Regions from separate parts of the Homo sapiens genome. Here region 2 is linked to region 1. Evidence: chromatin contacts called from ENCODE Hi-C or POLR2A ChIA-PET data. All regions are on one chromosome and are shown on one strand. Each heading gives the region's core, a stretch centred on a gene start or an enhancer-like site at or near the end of the contact. The rest is flanking DNA. Distances are from core to core; before and after follow the strand shown. Region 1 overlaps MBD2 (methyl-CpG binding domain protein 2). Region 2 has its middle 52 kb from the start of RAB27B.

Region 1 (5,289 bases), core at 2,647-5,146:
TTCTTCCCCTTCCCTCTCTCCATCCCTCCACATAGTCATCAGAAAGATCATCAAAACAGGCAAATGTGACTGTATTATTTCCCTCACTTATCTTTGTATGCAGTTTAGAGTGATTTTTAAGAGCACACACTTTGAAATTAGGAGAACCTGTGTCTGAATCCTGATTTTTGCCATTTGTGTGACTTGTCAGGTTATTTAATCTCTTTGAGCCTGTCCCTCCTCAGTGAAATAGGAATAATAATACCTACCTCATAGAGTTGTTGTGAGGATTCAGTGAGATAGACTGTTTCTAAAGTGTGTAGCACAGTGCCTGGCACATAGTGGGTGCTCACATTGGAGCACACTATTGTCGCTATCCCTGCAGGTGTGAGTTTTACATCCTTTCCAAGAGGCATTTGCTAATAACCCTAACTACCGCCTATCCCTGTGACACTATTTTCTGCCTCAGCACCCTATTTCTTTTGTAGACATTTTCTAAGTCTGTATTTTATTTATTTGTTGGCTTTTTGTCTATTTCTCTACTAGAATGTAAGCTCCATGAGAGCAAGGATGTGTTTGTCTGATTTCCCGTTACAGCCCCAGCACTTAGCTGAGTGACTGGCACCTAGTAAGCACTCAGTAACTGTTTGCTGAATAAATGGAAGAATGGTCAAAAGGCTCTTCTTGATCTGATCCCTGCTTGTCTGTCTGGCCTCATGCTGCCACTATTCCTCACTGCACCTTCAGCTCAAGAAAAACCTCTTTACTTGCTTCTTTGAAGTGCCCCTTGGGCCTCTGTGTCTTTGTACCTGTTGTTCCCTTTGCCTGAAACACCCTTTGCCTGCCCGTCTACATGGTGAATTCCTAATCATTGATGAAGTCTCAGCTCAATGGCTACCTCCTCTGTGAAGCTGTCCCTGATTTCTTCAGGCAGATGTTCTTTCCCGCCTTCCCTGTTCCCACCGCACTTTGTAAATACCTCCATGGAAGCACTTTATTGTATTGTATTGTAATTTTTTTTTGCATGTCTGTTTCTACTATTAGACTGTAAGCACCGTAAAAGCAGAGATTGTGCTTTTTCATCCTCATGTTCCCCGAGCCTAGCCCAGTGCCTGGCACGTAATAGCTTGTCATTAAATATTTGTTGAATGAATCTGTGAATGAACAAGAGTCATGCAGTTGGAAAAGTGTTAGAAGCTGTATGTATTATAAAGGAAAGAAATGCCCTTGGTGGCTTCCAGGGTGTTTTTTTTTTTTTTTTTGGTCTAAAGAGGAGATCTAGAGAGTGTTATACAATCTCTTTGAATATAAGATTACTCGTTTGGATTTTTAAAATAATATAGATCTTCATAAATAATTGCAAAGATATAAACAAGCTTTGTGATTTCTCAAATGCTATGAAGTCCAAAATAAATATTTGCACTATTAGTATTTCCATAGTAAATGCTATGAGAAAATGTACAGCAATAAATTTTGAAGCTTTAAAACTGTTTGTGTAAGTCATCTTCAATGACTTAATCCATGAAGGACATCTCTGGATCATGTTTCTCGGGCACAGGGGACATCAGACTGGGGGGTGGGGTCCCAAAGTTCACAGGTAGGGCAGGGAACACCAGTCAGTTACAACCCAATTAGCTAGCAGTAGCTGTGGGATTTGGACTTGGAGCAGCAGGCTGTCAAAATGCATGACTCGAAGGATCTGGAGTAGGCTTTAAAATTTTAATTTGCATGCTGGTTTTCTCTATAAGGGCACATGCAAATTTTATGTGAAAATAGTTACTTTTATCAATTATTTGACTTTTAATGATGGGAAAACAAAAAGTGTTTTATTTCCTCACATTTATATAGCATTTAATAATTTATGGAACACTTTCACCTCCATTAATGTTATCTTTGAATTTTAATCTACATGTAAGCCATGTAATATGTACATATTCTTCTTCTCCTCATTTATGAGTTAAGGAATCTAAGACCCAGATAAGTTAAATGACTTATCCTAGCCAATAAGATTCAGAGAGGGAAATTTGAATGTAAAGGTTTTCTGTCTCGAGAACGCCACACAACCTTCCAATGCTATTCTCCACTCGGGTCTTAAGCTGACAAAAAGCAACACAGTTTGGTTTAACAAGTACAGTATGACTGTGGCCTGAAAGCAGAGCGATTCTTCCTAGGAGATCTGGTCCTTTTGTGGGTGACTAGTCAAAGCTTTTCCAGTAAACCTCCCTGCTGAGAAATCTTTACTAGGATTATTTATCTTATAAAAGAGGTGAGAATAGGTAAAGCTTCTTAATCACAGAATGTTAGGAATTATTTTTATCCGACGGTTAGCGTTTTCTTTGTAGTACTTTCAGCTTTTTGCCTCATGAACTTGATCCTCTGAGAAGTCTGGCAGCAAGATGCAACTGGACCATAGGCCCTGGGGCAAGAGTCCCCAACCTTTTTGGCACCAGGGACTGGTTTCATGGAAGACAATTTTTCCAAAGAGCAGGGTGGGGTGGGGTGATGGTTCTGAGATGAAACTATTCCACCTCAGATCATCAGGCATTAGATTCCCATAAGGAGTGTGCAATCTAGATCCCTCGCATGTGCGAGTCACAGTAAAGTTTGTGCGCCAATGAGAATCTAATGACACAGCTGATCTGAGAGGAGGCGGAGCTCAGGCGGGAATGCCTGCTCACCTGCTCACCTCCTGCTGTGTGGCCCTGTTCCTAACAGGCTGAAGATCAGTACGAGCCTGCTGCCGCCCAGGGCTTGGGGCCCCTGATGTAGGGCATGTGTAAAACCATTCACTGGGAGTGGGACCTTTTAATATTTGTTTTTATCTAATGTTATTGTGATTCTAATTTTTGAGTGTTTTTTAATATACATATTAGTAGAACAGTACATGTATATTATTTGTAAGTAAATATCCATAAATTTGGGAATACGTTTTTGTCTCAGAAAGGATTTATTAGCAAAGGAGTTTTGAGACCACTGCTCCAGTGCAGGACTCCTCATCGGGGGTCCATATTCCCCTGGAGTCAAGGAGCCTGCCAGACTCTTGCCATTACATACACAATTTTATGACGATGTGCCTTTCTCCTGGGGTAGTATCAGTAGCTTCTGTAGAATTCTCAGTGGGGAATGTATATCCAAGAATGAACCACTGAGGGCTGGTCTAGTGATTTCACTCCACTCTTGAGGCAGAATGGCTGTCACATACAAATTCAGATCATCTACAGCTTGATTTGTTATTGTTGTTGTTGTTGCATTTGTTGGTAGCCTCCAAATGACTTTCCATTTTGATTTAATGAATTAATGCTAACAAAATACCTAATAGAGTGGCCTCCGTATGGTAATGTATTTCATAAATGGGAGCAACCGCTTCCCCCAAAAACAAACAAACAAAAAACGCTGGTAAATTGTTAGGTATTGGAATATGCTTCTTGGGGAGTTACCTTGATTTTCGCTGACTGGATAAATATTCCCTGGACTGAGAGAGAACCAAAGCAGGGAGTTAATTGTGTGTGTGTTGGGAGAGGTTGATAGCAAGCAAGAATATGCTTGTTGAACACAGCATGATTCATACGAAGGCCTTACACCCAACAGTAGCTAGTTGTGAGAAAACAGAAACATTTGGAAACTTGAGGGGACTGATACAAATAGCAACATGGTAGAATGTGCTACTGGGAATGAATGCCTTCTTTTAAACCTTTCTCTTCCTCTCTTCTGTCTCCTACAAGAGCCGAGTCACTTAGTATAATTTTACAAATGAGAAAACTATAACCTTCCAACTATGACTTTCATTTTAAGAAACTCATGTGGCTTTTTGGAACAAACAAGATTTTGGTTTTACAGAAGCTGCTGTGAGAAGAGGATGAATTAGTCACCTAACTCTGAAAACATTTAACACTGGGGGTGGAGGGCTGGGGGAAGGGTGAATGCATTATTACTCAGTGAGTCAGAAACACACTCAACTTTACTGGAACTTTGTATTCATTCAAGGAATGGTCACAATCTTTGTTGTTGTTGTTCTTCCTCTTCTTTTTTTAAAATGACATTCCATAGGCTCTATTGCCATTTTATTAAAGATCAGTAGAAAGGCAAGAGGAAATATGGGTGTGAATTAAAGAATGGAGATAATTCAAATTACTCAGGGAAATTTCTTTGTGATAGGGTGGGACTGAGGTCCCTGATTTTTTGCTGACTGTTAGTCGGGGTTTGTCCTCAATGTCTAGAGGCTGCCCACATTCCTTGGCTAATGGCTCCTTTCATCGTTTTTGTTTGTTTGTTTTTGTTTTTGTTTTTGTTTTTTTTTGAAAGCCTCGCTCTGTCATCCAGGTTGGAGGCTGGAGTGCAGTGGCTTGATCTTGGCTCACTGCAGCCTCTGCCTCCCGGGTTCCAGTGATTCTCCTGCCTCAGCCTCCTGGGTAGCTGGGATTACAGGCATGCGTACAACCATGCCTGGCTAATTTTTATATTTTTAGTAGAGATGGGGTTTCACTATGTTGGCCAGGCTGGTCTTGAACTACTGACCTCAGGTGACCCGCCCACCTCGGCCTCCCAAAGTGCTGGGATTACAGGCATGAGCCACCATGCCCAGCCAGCTGCCTTAATCTTTAAAGCCAGAAATCAGGTCAATTTGTCTTATTGCTCCAACTTCCCCTTCTGCCTCATGTCTTTCACTCCAGCCAGAGAAAGTTCTCTTCCTTCAAAAACTCATTTAATTAGATTAAGCTCACCCAGATAATCCAAGATAATCTTTCCATTTTGAGATCTGCAAACTTAATTGTATCTGCAGAATCACTTTAGCCATGTAACCTAACATGATTACAATTTCTAGACATTAGAGCATGGGTAATTTTTTGGAAAAGGGCCTTCTGCCTGCCACATACTGTTAGCTACAAGTAACAGATTATCAGTCTCAGATGGCTTAAACAATAAGGAAATGTACATTAAATGTATCTAAAAGACAATTCTAGGCTACTTTAGATTCTTAATGCAAACCACAGGGCTCTAGCTTTGCTTCTGTGTAGTCTTCTAATCATGGCCTCTCCTTCGTGAATTGACTTCAGCCTCAGCTCAGTAGCAAGATGCTTCCAGGTGTCCAGACATGACAATGGCAAGAAGGAGAAGATAGATGTCTTCCTGTGCCTGCTTTTTATTATTTATTTATTTATTTACTCTTTTAAATATATGATAGAGATAGGATCTCGCTATGTCGACCAGGTTGGTCTTGAACTCCTGATCTCAAGCAATTCTGTCTCAGCTTCCCAAAGTGCTGGGATTACAGGTATTAGCCACCACACCCAGCCATATGCCTGCTTTTTA
Region 2 (5,135 bases), core at 2,003-4,502, 630 kb before region 1:
GCCAACATGGTGAAACTCTGTCTTTACTAAAAATACAAAAATTAGCTGGGTGTGGTGGTGCGCACCTGTAGTCCCAGCTACTCAGGAGGCTGAGGCAGAAGAATTGCTTGAACCTGGGGGTGCAAATTGCAGTGAGCTGAGATCACGCCACTGTGCTCCAGCCTGGTGACAGAGTAAGACTCTGTCTAAGAAAAAAAAAAAAAGGACTTAACTGTATAGAAAGTAAAGAGAAAGAGATTCTAGGTTAGTAGAAGCTAGGCTGAACAAAGCAGAGAGGCAAGAAGTGCAGGATGCCTTTAAAGACCCTGCACAGATCATTTTTATTGGAAGAAGAATGGAAAGGAAGGAAATGAGGGCAGAAAACTGGGTTAAAGCAGAAGATGGCCATAAACAGAAAATAGTAATCATTTATGGCTTCAATTTACTGAGCATTTACTAAATGCTATACTCCAGGAGGACAGAATCATTCATCCCTAGAACCAAGCAAATTGTCTGGCACAAAGCAGAAGCTCAGTACAAATGGGCTCAGCGAAGAGATTCAAAGGCCTGTGTTAGTTGGTTTCATCAAAAGTTGTCTGCAGGTATTGTTATCTCCCTTTACAGGTTCACAGGGCTAATTAATTAACCCAAGTGTCAGAGGCAGATTTGAATGCAGAACTTTGTGACTCAAAGATCAGTTGCCTTCATTCATGCCATGCTCTTCCAGCTAAGGAGTCAGATTCTTATGCTGAAGGACGTGGAGAAACAGTGGAGGATTTGGAGAAAGAGAAATTGGGATTCAGGCAAGGTAGCCATTTTGGAGAAAAGATGATAAATATGGCTTTAAGGGCAAAATGCCCAAATGCTAACCCTGGAGCACCTTAGAGAAAGAAATGGCGATTATATTATTTATGAGGTGTGTCGAGAAAGGAGACATGACTTATTGGTAAGAAGGAAATTGCCAGGTCAACATTAGGCTGAAGATTTTTGAAAGAAAAACTACACATACATGTATAATTATGAAAAGCTGTAAATTGTTCCTTGTAACTTCACTTGTACGTTGAGTTCTCTAGCAAGTTGACTTTTTAAAAGTTTTCATTGCCTGACAATATTGCTTCCTTATATTTTTGCCGGAGACAATTAGTGAAAGTAAGAGCTAAATTAAGAGCAAAGGAAGAAGAGAAATAAAAAAGAAGGGGTGGGGGGGGAGAGAGGATGCCACTCTATTATGTCCGAAGAAGTACTTTAAAACTAGTTAATTTTAATTAAATTCATGAAGAAACTTGTTTTTTATTACAGCATAAAGGAAATAAGAAAATACACTTTGCAACTTAAATCTATGTTTCAGAAGATAAAATGGAAAATTAAGACAAGTAGTAAACAAAGTTTACAGCTAATGTTAAATACAGTCACCCTAAAGAACTGCAGCTGAGAGTACAGATAATTTACTTCCTGAGTACACAAACTGCATTTGCAGTTCTCTTCTCTGATTACTTAAAACAAAAGGTAAATCATTTCCATGCTGCTCCACACATCTCTCTCAAACCCTTCCAGTTTGTACTCTAAAACTCTCCACTGAATTTAAGCGCAGCTAGAGCTCAGGTGGAGTTTGCATGCACACTGGGCTGCAGAAATACTGCACCCATTTCTAACCCTCTAAGGATCAGTTTTCAAGTCAATGCATTTCTAGTAACATTTTCTCATTCACTACCTGCACCCATCCCTGTACCCAAGAGATCTAAGAGAACTGCAAGTTCTCTGTCCTGCCCAAGTACTTTCTCTTCCTTCTCACTCACTGTTAATTATTTACCATTCTTGATGCCCTTCTTTGCTTAAACAGACCAAAATTCAAATTCTTCAATCCTGTAACATTTCATGCATTTTATTAAAAAGTTATTGTAAATTTGAGGATTTCTCTCACATTTCCCAGAATGTATACAAATAAAGCATGCTTCTAAGCACCATATTTTTATGTGTGATCTATGTTATTGTGGTCAGATTTATTTATTATTTTAATTTTTTTTTGAGACCAAGACTTGTTTTGTCACCCAGGCCCAATACAGTGGTGCCATCTTGGCTCACTGCAACCTCTGCCTCCCAGGCTCAGGTGATTCTCCTGCCTCAACCTCCCGAGTAGCTGAGACTACCAGTGTGTGCCACCACACCCAGCTAATTTTTGTATTTTTAGTAGAGACGGTGTTTCGCCGTGTTGTCCAGGCTATTCTCAAGTGATTCACCAGCCTTGGCCTCCCAAAGTGCTGGGATTACGGGCATGCCTGACCATGCCAGGCCCGAGATTTATTCATTCATCAAACCTTCACTGTGTGACTGACATGGTGCTGGAGATAGTCTAGGCATTTTGGTCATAAACTTGAATAAGACTCCAGAGGTGTTCACAGTCCAAGAGGCAGACACACAAACCAACAACTGCAGAACATTGTTGACATGGCCCACACAGAAATCTGCACAGGGTATCATGGCAGCACCCACTAGAATCTATCCTCTGTGAGGATAAAGAAGTTGTCTGTTTTACGCACTGCTGGTTTTGCAATCTCCTAAAATGAGTGATGACTACTCTCTTCTGGATTGTCCTTATTATGATTCATTCAACCACAAGAGATGGAGGTTTCAGGAAACCCCCAGCCAGTTGGGCTTTACTGATCCCTGTTGCCTACACAACGCAGGGCTCAGTAATACTCAATATGAATCAGGCTGCTCCTGCTTTCTGCCTGAAGGTCAGAGGCTTGATTTTATTGAGGCCTCAGAAAAGGTTTGGTTTACTTGGTAGTTGGGGTGGAATAGAAAAGTGTGCGGAAGGGATGGAAGGCATCTCTGCCTCTAGCCAGGCTTTGCCTGCCTGAGCAGGAGACCATTTCCAGGATTATGGGCAAATTTCTTTCCTCATCAGAAACACTAACAGGCTACTTTCTATGACATTTTCTTAAAAAACAACAACAACAACAAAAAACACCGCCAAGCAAATTCAATTTAATTTGCAAACAAATAGGATTTATACACAGGAATTTGCAGATTCTACACATTCTGATTTTTGTACAACTCCAGCATCTTTTCCACAAGAGATTTTTGGTGGAGATGCCAGCAAGTCTTATAATTTTCCCATGATTATCTTATGACATCACCACACTTCCTGGTGCCTGGTGCACTGCAAGGCACCTAGACGCCCAGTAGGTGGATGATGTTGAATGACTGTGCCGAGGCTGACCATGAGCTGATATGAGTGACCGGTGCATTGGCAAGAGATTGGGGAATATTAGAAATTGGCTAGGTGACAAAGAGGGGAGTTTCATGAGCATTTCAGGAAGAGGCAGCAGCATGAGCAAGAGCTCTGAGTTGAGGCAGCATAGATGTGGAGGAAATTACAAGTAGTTTCATGGGAGAGGGATATAGAAGTTGATGAAGAGATAGACAAAGTTAGATTGCAGGAAACATCATATGTCAGATTCAATTCACTGCAGCAGATATTTATTCTGGGGTCAGACTCCATTTGGTACATATACATTAGTGGCATCCTGAAGGCCAGGAGGCAAAACATGACAATTGACAGAAATAGGAAGAGTTTCCGCATGATGAAATGACCGGTTTGTAGCCTGAGGCAGCAGGCTTTTGGAGACAAATCTCTGGACACATTTTCCTTGGCAATATGATGCCAAGAGGACAAAACTTAGGCCAAGAAATCTACCCTGTTTTCTGGAAGAGTAATGGCTGGAATATTGTTAATTTGGCATCAATTCCAGATTTAAGAATAAGGTCTGAAGCGCAGCTGCTCCATTCTATCATTTAGCTAATGGGAGCTTGAGGATTTGCCAGACATTGTTTCTGGGCCTTACACGATTTCAGAGCTGTTTTATGTTGATGCTGTGGTCATGGCCTCTAGGAAGATGCCACGCCAAAGAAGGGGAGACACAGTCCCAAGTTGTGCCTGGATGAGAAGCTGAACACCTGTTCTGAGGTCAGGCTCTCTGAGGAAGCAGTAGGAAGGACAGAGGCCAAGTTCCTCCCAGGATGCAAAAGCAGTGACTGATAGCTCCCGACAGCACACAGGCTTTTTTTGTGTTTATTCATTCATCCACTGAGCAGATATTAATTAGGTGCCAAGCATTTTTAAGGTATAGTTCTAGGCTCAGGGCTCAGGGGATGCAGCAGTGAACAAAACACAAGCAGCCTCTGATCCCGTGAGGGGAGGCTGAGAATATACAAATAAACATCAGCTACTTCAGATACAGGAAAGTTCTGTAAAGAAAACAAAGCAGGATAATGGGATAGAGAATGACCAAGAAAAAAGAAAAGATGCTATTTTACTGGCTTAAACAATTGTTGAACAGTGTTTCTTTATTACAGAATAGAAACAAAAGTGAAAATGAACAGTCTTGACCTCTCTGGATTGTAAAGGGAATTAAAAGGAATGTGTTTATGAAAGACTTAGCTATCTCTCTAAAATGCAATAAGCATCAATCATCAGTTGCTTACATTTTTACTGCCAGTTTTTAATGAGGATGAGGATATTCTAGAGGTTAAGCTCTCTTAACAGTAGTCAGGAGAACTGGCTTCAAAGCCTGTCAAATGCTCTGTGTTTGGATTCTGGTTCTACCCTGAAAACCATGTAACCTGAGTCAGTTACTTTATCTCTATGAGCTTCTGTTTTCTTACCTATAAAATGGAAAAATAATAGTACCTTCTTTAAGTTGTTGGAAGGATTATTGAGATTACACATCAAAAGTGCTTGGTTCAGTGACTGGCACAGAATAGATACTCAATATAAGTTACCTATTAACATGCTAATATTTTTGGAAAATTTTCCCAACATTAAAATCAAGCCTTCTAGGGTTATAATTGTTTCTGAATAGTAATACATGATTTTTTGTCTCTTACCATCACTTGTTGGAGGAGGTAGAGTAGAATGCTGGTTGAGAGTACAAATTGGCAGGGATGCCGTGTGTGTTAGCTATTCAGTTGCATAGTTTCTTGAAGGCGTCTCTGGTTATTATTTGAAGACAATAATAGGAAAAAAAATAGAAGTTGTATTTAGTTAAATTAACTAACCTATTCTGGTGGTAGAAAGTAGATTGTCTCAGCCGGGCGCGATGTCTCATGCCTGTAATCCTAGCACTTCGGGAGGCCGAGGCGGGTGGATCATG

Evidence for each region. A loop is a pair of places that touch in the nucleus more often than their neighbours do. ChIA-PET counts read pairs that join two places held with the same protein, here RNA polymerase II (POLR2A). Pooled maps may share reads with other maps.
Region 2: a loop to region 1 is called in a pooled map, with 10 times the contacts of the local background. The contact joins two enhancer-like sites. A Hi-C loop is called at or near these places in 1 of 37 single-sample maps with no recorded cell type and 4 of 50 pooled maps. POLR2A ChIA-PET finds 5 or more read pairs at or near these places in 1 of 52 experiments (BJ).

The regions. Positions count from the first base shown.
Region 1 is chr18:54,147,783-54,153,071 of GRCh38, reverse strand. MBD2 (methyl-CpG binding domain protein 2) reads left to right here. Exons shown (of 7, transcript NM_003927.5): 7 at 1-1,466. Among named protein-coding and RNA genes, the nearest start is that of SNORA37, 72 kb to the left of the region's middle. Within about 2 kb of position 3,896, at least 10 of the 41 ENCODE cell types and tissues checked have a DNase peak (open chromatin) inside an H3K27ac peak, as active enhancers do.
Region 2 is chr18:54,773,913-54,779,047 of GRCh38, reverse strand. It overlaps a transcript of RAB27B not described here. Among named protein-coding and RNA genes, the nearest start is that of RAB27B, 52 kb to the left of the region's middle. Within about 2 kb of position 3,252, at least 8 of the 41 ENCODE cell types and tissues checked have a DNase peak (open chromatin) inside an H3K27ac peak, as active enhancers do.